Linked DNA regions of Homo sapiens: region 2 is linked to region 1. A link is an interaction called in ENCODE POLR2A ChIA-PET data of the cell type or tissue named here. Cell type or tissue: PC-3. All regions are shown on one strand. Each heading gives the region's core, and the rest is flanking DNA. Links, peaks and the distances in the headings are about the cores only.

Region 1 (4,397 bases), core at 333-4,332:
GACCTCAAGTGATCCACCTGCCTCGGCCTCCCGAAGTGCTAGGATTACAGGCATGAGCCACCACTCCTGGCCTGATAAGTGTTATTTATTATGTTTCTAGAATAATTTATATTTGTCAAATCATAAAGATTTTTGTGCCTTCCTATTTCTTTTCCTCATGCGGTTCCCTTCATTTTCTCCCACACTTAGTGGAGAAACTCCCCTCCTTCTTCTTTCATTACAGCAACTATTGAAATGCAAAAGGAATGAAGTGCCTGGAAAGAGAAATTGCTTTTGACCAGTTACCCTTTTATTCTCCCTCTCATTTTTGGAGGCCTGGAGCCAGCTAGCCAGGCTGATGTGAAGAACTGCTTAAGTGTGAGCAAGTTGGGTGTGGAGGGTACGGAGCTCCATGCCTGCACAATGGCACTCCCCCCACCAAGTCTGCAGGGAAGGCCGTGGGTGGGCCTCTGACAGAAGATATTCTTTCTCAGTGCTGTACGTGACATCCTGGTCAAATAGACGGAGTGAGTCTTTGTGATGTTGCAATGTTTTATTGTTACTAGCACTTTAGCAACTATCTGGAGCTGACAGGACAGCTGTTCAGAAAGAGATGATATTTTATCAGCTTGTGTAAGTCACCAGTGACCCAAAATGTGCATTTCATTGGAAATTAGGAAAGGAGAATGAGTCTTTGAGTCTTCTGGATTTGGAAATCTTCCATATCATTCCAGCTAGTCACACAATATAGTATCTAAAATTCTGGCCCAGGCATGATGCCTCATGCCAGTAATCCCAGTACTTTGGGAGGCTGAGGTGGGAGGATTGTTTGAGCCCAGGAGTTTGAGATCAGCCTGGGCAACAAAGTGAGACCCTGTCTCTACAAAAAAATTAAAAAAAAAAATTATCTGGGCATTGTGGTACATGCCTGTAGTCCCAGCTACTCAGGAGGCTGAGACGGAAGGATCACCTGAGCCTGGGAGGTCAAGGCTGCAGTGAGTTATGATTGTGCCACTGCACTCCAGCCTGGGCAACAGAGTGAGAGACCCTCTCTCAAAAAATGTAAAATAAAATAAAATCTCTGATCGGCCATCCTCTGTAATTGGAGATACTCATTGAATTTCCTTCTATGTTAGGATCAATTTGGGTATCAACAGATCAGGGTTAAGGGCAAAGTTTGCCCTTCAAGACACTTTGGGGCCTTCTTAATGTATCTAGAGAACAGTCATGTATTAATGCTTATTTGTGTCCTTCCTCAGTTTGCAAGCAAGCATTTTCCCAGGAGATAGAGTGGCCAAGGTATTGCTTGTGTCTGACCCCCTTCTTCTGTCTGAAACAAGGTGAGCCTATTTCAAGAAGAGACATTGGCAATGGTGCATTGTTAATGAGAATGGCATGCCCTCTGCAGCCTCCTCAGGCGTGGAGCTGGGCCGGGAGCTAGGAACACTTGCTCTTAAGTGCAGTATGTTTCAACCCACTGAAAGATCTTAGTGCAAAATCAAGCATGGAATGATGTTCTGTGGTTTTCAAATAAGTTCCTAGAGGGTTTGAGTTGGATAGGCTGGGAACAAACCTATTCACCTATGACAGACCTAAGCAGACTCCGATGTCTGATCAGGGAAAACTGGACATGTTTACAGGACCCAAGAGGGTTGGCTCCTCATTTAAAACATTTATAACATTATAGCCTGGCCCCAAGTCCAGCTGAGCTGAGAACTGTGAAGAGGGTAAGTGTGTTGGGTCTGTGTGTTTATGCAGTTGAGTGAAATCAAGTTTGTTCTCTAGAGAAACTGCAGATCAATTTGTTGCATCTTTGATAATTTCCCCTGTACATGCCAACTCTTAACCTCATAAAAAAGCTCCAGTAATTATCTCCAAACTGAACTTTTCTCAGTTCCTTTGGATAAATAAAAATTCTCTATGAATCAATTAGAGGAATCTCCATTTTTTTAAATATCAAAGAACTGGATTAAAATGGATTGTACAGGAAATGCTGTCATTAAAAGGGCCAAGAAAAGAAGACATGCTTAATTATTGAGTGGAATATTCATAATTTTGCATATCTATCAGCTCAGTGTGTCCCTAACATGTTTTTAAGATGTACAAAAGGAACACATATTATAGCTCTTGCTCTTTTTTTTTTAAGGAAGGCAAAACAAATGCCAACATAACCGTTGTTTTTGACTACTTCATTTCTCTTTCATTGAATGAAATAACACCATATCTTTTTCAATCCTCTCTTTCAGGGCTACCCTCCACCCAGCCACTGTCTAAAGAGCTTCATTTAAAGGTAACCCTGCAAGGCTTTGAGAAGGGTTTTGCCACCAAGTTATTGTATTTAATCACAAATTATTCCTAGTCCCTGCCTTCTCTGTGGTTAGTTGTGGATTTCTGTTTTTTTCAGTTGGATAAAGGCAGTTTCCGACTACAGGAGACCTGCAGACTTACCATGTGTTCCTTGGAGCACCCTGGCTTAGTCAGGATCTTTCTGAATGCTCCCTTTGGGTGCACCTCTTGTTGATACAAGCAAAAACTAGCATAGGGACCCTGGAGCAGGAAGTGAATAGGTATTGTTGAAACCATCCCAATAAACCTTTATGAGGCCCCTATTCTGAGTTAGGCTGACTCATGGCTTGAATGTGGCCAGCAGTAGAAAAGGAACTTGCCACAGTGGTGGGAGGCATCCTGGTTTTTCTGAGAATAGGGAATGGTGAAGGATGGCTGGTATCTGTCTTTGAAATGCCTGTGCCCTACACTACCACCATGTCTGTCTTCCCTTTTCTGCCTTATCTTTTCCTCATCTCTCTAGCAAGTTCCGTCTCTCCTTTTGCCCCCCATTTCTCTGTCGCTGTCTTTCACTTTCTCCTCTTCAATGTGGTCCTAACTATTTTCTTCCACATCAAAGGTAGGAGTGGGTCACTTGATTAATTACCATGCAGCAGAATCCTTTGCCTCCTTGACACACAAGGCAAGGGGACAAAGGGCCGCTCTTTAGAAGCCCTGAGCTGTGTGGGTGCCGGGTGGGGAATTCACAAGCCTGAAAGAATGGAGCCTTCCCAGCAGGGATGTGAAGGTTCCTAGACCCTACAGAAGAATAAAGTTGCTACTGCCGCACATTGTGGTTGGGCCATATTTGCATTTGAGGGGAGAGCACACAACTCCAGTTTTAAACCATATGGAGTATATAGAAACTTGACTTAAACTTTAAAATCTTTTATGGGTGGAAATCAGTATCACTTGGAAATGAAAGGAGGTTAAATCATGATGACTGACAGTTTAACTTCTGCACTGTCCATTACAGCACCACTCGTCCCATGTGGCTGGTTTCACTTAAATTAATTAAACTAACATAAAATTTAATATTGAGTTCTTCAGTCGCACTAGCCACATGTCAAGTGTTCTATTGGACAGTGCAGGAATAAGGCATTTCTGTCATTGAAGAAACTTCTACTGGACACCCCTGCCCTTAACTCTTCATTTTTTTTAAGCCAGGTAGCTTAAAGGAGGTCTGGGGAGTACTTCACAATAGAAAATTAAGAGGGATTCCAGAACTGGCTGGAAAAAAAAGAAAACTTTTAACAGAATGACAGGGTAAAGTAAACTATTTAGAATTTAGTTGATCCAAATGAGGTATTGTTTGGGAAGATGTTTGAGCAGTTGAAAAAAAACTATACAATAAAAGTTGGAAGTATGACAGTTATTGTGATTATTCTTAAGAGAGGAAGTATTGGCAACTGAGGATGAAAACTCAGCTAATGGCCACATGCATTCTCCGCTCAGCAGAGTTGGAATTTAAGGACCAGACCTTCCAAGCCTTGGCTAGATCTCATTGCTAGTTAGAATTCGTCAAGTAAGGAGCGGTGCCTTCTTTGTAAGACTAAAGGTTACTCTAAGGAAGTGAGATGTGCTTCAATTCCCAAAGGGTGAATATCATCTTCCCCAACACATCCTAGCAGCAGTCCAGTGTCACTGAATGCCTTCAGATGATGACAATGATAATTAAAGGTCATCTTTGGACTAACCGATGGTCTTTGTAATTGGGAATAAATCCCATGAGAATGTCATTTTCAAATTACTTCATGGTTCAAGCCTGATACGGACCTTTCAGAAAAGGCCATATAGAAAAGATCCTCAGGCTACTCTACCCTAGTGTCATGATTGTAAAGACACAGACTAAGATAATGGATTCAAGTCTCCTGGCTTGCATGAGACAGGTTTCTCCTGGGTTGGGTAGTAATGCCACGGATATCCAGCGTCCCTCAAAGTCAGAACACGGGGTTCTTAAGACAAAGCAGCTCTAGCCACTGGACTGTGACTTCCTAAATTCACTAACAATCCTGCCCGCTCTCCCCTCCCCCAATCACTTTCATTTACTGACAAGCCCTTTGGCTCTGACCTCTTGAGGTTACAAAACCAAA
Region 2 (4,397 bases), core at 114-4,113, 160 kb before region 1:
TGATGTTGAAATAATAATTAAGAAAGACATCCAAAAAAAATAGACTGCTAACTTGAAGACATTCAAAGAAATACAAACAGTCAATAAAAAGTTTCTTCTGCACTTATGGTTATTTTTTGGGACCTTGAAAGATTTTAATAATTGGAGGAAGAAAAATTTTAAAAGTAAATCCAGGTTTGGTATCTAATCCATATAGCACGATTACTATTATTCTCTATTGAAGCTAACAAAGTTTTAGGTGGGAAGCAGATTTGTAAATGAAAGCTGCTATTAGACCTTTTAAAAATTTGATTTACATTTTTATCAAATACTGTTTATATACATTGCTTTACAAGTCGAAGTCAGTTAACATAAAATATGTTATATTTACATAACATAAAAATGTTAGCTGTTTTGTTCGCCATTTTGCTCCATATTTCTTAATATTAATTATATATATATATATATTTTTTGAGACGGGGTTTCGCTCTCATTGCTCAGGCTGGAGTACAATGGTGCGATCTCAGCTCACTGCAACCTCTGCCTCCTGGCTTCAAGCAATTCTCTTGCCTCAGTATCCCGAGCAACTGGGATTCCAGGGCATGCCACCATGCCCAGCTAATTTTTGTATTTTTAGTAGAGACAGGGTTTCACCATGTTGACCAGGCTAGTCTCGAACTCCTGACCTCAGGTGATCCACCCGCCTCAGCCTCCCAAAGTTCTGGGATTACAGACGTGAGCCACCGTGCCCAGCCAGCCTATTTTGTTATCTTCAGCTTTAGAAATTGTCTATTTACTTTGAATTATACAAGATGAGAAAGCAGCACTCTTTGACACTTCCTGCCACCCCCACATACCTCCTCCTAATACATGCACATCAGCGTTTTTTGTTAAATTCATATTTAGAGTTTGATTTTTATGACTAAGTAAATAATACATGGGTTGTACTAAGATTGCATTTTCTTTTTAAGTACAACTTTTTAAATTTTTTATGAGATGGAGAATCACTCTGTCACCCAGGCTGGAGTGCAGCGGTGTGATCTCAGCTCACTGCCTCCTGGGTTCAAGCCAATTCTCCTGCCTCAGCCTCCGAGTAGCTGGGATTACAGGTGCCTGCCACCACTCCCGGCTTTTTGTATTTTTAGTAGAGACGGGGTTTCACCATGTTGGCGAGGCTGGTCTTGAACTCCTGACCTCAGGTGATCCACCCACCTCGGCCTCCTGAAGTGCTGGGATTATAGGCATGAGCCACTGCGCCTGGCCTTAAGTACAACTTTATTTTATTATTACTGAAATTAATGACTGCCTTTAAAAAATATATATATTTTTAGTATCTATCACTAATTCTTCTCCAAACTCTCCACTAGAACCATGAAATGCCTTTCAGTGGGGCCATACACATCACCTAATCTCTCAGTTCTACTTTATTTTTTCCCTTAAAAAAAATCACCCCGGTTCCCTTCTGTCATTTGTTCTAATCAGGAATGAGCTACCTAGGTCTACCCTACAGCTGTCATTTTAGGGCTCATCTTCATCCCTCTGTACACAGGTTACCTGGTGCAGTGGAGACCGTTAATTGCCCTTAATTATCCATTCACCCTCTGTTTCACAATAGTAGAACTAGTAGAATTTTTTAGCTGGTAATGTAGCTGCTGATGTTATAAATAATTCTACATTTTCCAGCCTTTCTTATTCTAGGTGTGGCTATGTGGCTACATTCTGGCCAATGGAATGTAAGTGGAAATGTTATATAACAGATGTAACAGATTCTGGAAATTTTTTTTTGTTTGTTTTGTTTAAGACAGTCTTAGCTGGGCGAGGTGGCTCACATCTGTAATCCTAACACTTTGGGAGGCCAAGGCAGGTGGATTGCCTGAGCTCAGGAGTTCGAGACCAGCCTGGACAACACAGTGAAACCCTGTCTCTACTAAAATACAAACAGTTAGTCGGGCGTGGTGGTGTGCACCTGTAGTCCCAGCTACTTGGGAGGCTGAGGCAGGAGAACCGCTTGAACCCAGGTGGCGGAAGTTGCAGTGAGCTGAGATCTTGCCACTGCACTCCAGACTCTGTCTCCAAAAAAAAAAGGCAAGAGTCTCACTCTGTCACCCAGGCTGGAGTGCAGTGGCAGGATCTTGACTCACTGCAACCTCTGCCTCCCAGGTACAAGCAATTCTCATGCCTCAGCCTCCCAAGTAGCTGGGACTACAGGTGTGAGCCACTAAATTTTGCATCCTTTTTTTTTTTTTTTGGCAGACATGGGGTTTCACCATGTTGGCCAGGCTGGTCTCGAACTCCTGGCCTCAAGTGATCCACCCGCCTTGGCCTCCCAAATTGCTGGATTTACAGGCATGAGCCACTGCACCTGGCCAGATTCTGGAAACATTATTTAAGAAATAACTAGTATGTTTCCTTTTCCCTTTTTTGAAACACTCTCCATTCTGTTGCTCAGAACATGGATGCCACCTTGGACTAGGAGGATGAACCTGCCTGGGCGTGCCACAGTGGTGGGCCACCAACAGTGTAAAACAGGCTACAGTAACCAAAACAGCACGGTACTGGTACAAAAACAGACATATAGACCAATGGAACAGAACAGAGAGCTCAGAAATAACACAGAAATAGCATCACACATCTACAACCATCTGATCTTCAACAAACCTGACAAAAACAAGGAATGGAGAAAGGATCTCCTATTCAAGAAATGGTGCTGGGAAAACTGACTAGCCATATGCAGGAAACTGAAACTGGACCCCTTCCTTATACCTTATACAAACATTAACTCAAGATGGATTAAAGACTTAAAGGTAAAACCCAAAACCATAAAAATCCTAGAAGAAAAGCTAGGCAATACTATTCAGGACATAGGCATGGGCAAAGACTTCATGACGAAAATGCCAAAAGCAATTGCAAAAAAGCCAAAATTGACAAATGGGACCTAATTAAACTAAAGAGCGTCTGCACAGCAAAAACAAACAAACAAACAAACAAACAAACAAACAAACAAACAAACTATCATCAGAGTGAACAGGCAACCTACTGAATGGGAGAAAATTTTTGTAATCTACCCATCTGACAAAGGTCTACTACCCAGAATTTACAACGAACTTAAAACAAATTTATAAGAAAAAAAACAAACGACTCCATCAAAAAGTGGGCAAAGAATATGAACAGATACTTCTCAAAAGAAGACATCTACATGGCCAACAACCATATGAAAAAAAGCCCAATATCACTGATTATTAGAGAAATGCAAATCAAAATCACAATGAGATAGCATCTCACACCAGTCAGAATGGCGATTATTAAAAAGTCAAGAAACAATAGATGCTGGCAAGGCTGTGTAGAAATAGAAACACTTTTACACTGTCGGTGGGAATGTAAATTAGTTCAACAGTTGTGGAAGACAGTGTGGTGATTCCTCAAGGATCTAGAACCAGAAATACCATTTGACCCAGCAATCCCATTACTGGGTATATACCCAAAGGATTATAAATCATTCTACTATAAAGACACATGCACATATGTTTATTGCAGCACTCTTCACAATAGCAAAGACTTGGAACCAACCAAAATGCCTATCAATGATAGACTGGATAAAGAAAATGTGGCACATAAACACCAGGGAATACTATGCAACCATAAAAAAGGATGAGTTCATGTCCTTTGCAGGGACGTGGATGAAGCTGGAAGTCATCATCCTCAGCAAACTAACACAGGAACAGAAAACCAACACTGCATGTTCTCACTCATAAATGGGAGTTGAACAATGAGAACACATGGACACAGGGAGGGAAACAACACACACCAGGGCATGTTGGGGGATGGGGAGTGAGGGGAGAGAACTTAGAGGACAGGTCAATAGGTGCAGCAAATCACCATGGCACATGTATATCTATGTAACAAACCTGCATGTTCTGCACATGTATCCCAGAAATTAAAGTAAGATTAAAAATCAATCAATCAATCAATCAAGTCCAAATTCATCCTTTAGCATGTGGATATTCAGTTGTCCCAACACCATTTGTTAAGACTGTCTTTTCCCCATTGAATGTTCTTTGCATGCTTGAAAATCAATTGACTATCAATGAGTAAGATTATTTCTGGACTTTCAGTTATGTTCCATTGATATATTTGCCTATCTTTTTACCAATACCACACTATTTTTATGATTGTAGATTTGTAGCAAGCTTTGAAATTGGAAAGTGTGAGCCTTCCAACTTTATTACTTTATTCCAAAATAGTTTTGTCTATCTGGGGTCCCTTGAATTTCCATATGAATTTTAGGATAATCTTGTCCATTTCCGTAAAAAGGTAGCTGGAATTCTGCTAGGGATTGCATTCAATCTGCAGATCAATTTGGGGAGTATTATCATCTTAACAATACTATCATCCAGTTCATGAATGTGAGGGCTTTCTAT

Evidence for each region. Peaks named below come from ENCODE experiments on the same cell type or tissue, not always from the same donor. Only the 100,000 strongest peaks of a DNase experiment are listed, where the experiment ranks them.
Region 2: POLR2A ChIA-PET joins it to region 1 with 6 read pairs; 2 of 35 experiments call an interaction of 5 or more read pairs at or near these places.

Annotation. Positions count from the first base shown.
Region 1 is chr10:62,891,379-62,895,775 of GRCh38, reverse strand. LOC107984012 (a long non-coding RNA gene) reads left to right here. Exons shown (of 5, transcript XR_001747465.2): 5 at 1,239-1,300. Among named protein-coding and RNA genes, the nearest start is that of EGR2, 77 kb to the right of the region's middle. In PC-3, for the core only: no CTCF peak of the experiment used is centred there; a DNase peak (open chromatin) is centred at 2,545; H3K27ac peaks cover 817 bases.
Region 2 is chr10:63,048,735-63,053,131 of GRCh38, reverse strand. No RefSeq gene overlaps it. Among named protein-coding and RNA genes, the nearest start is that of NRBF2, 82 kb to the left of the region's middle. In PC-3, for the core only: no CTCF peak of the experiment used is centred there; no DNase peak of the experiment used is centred there.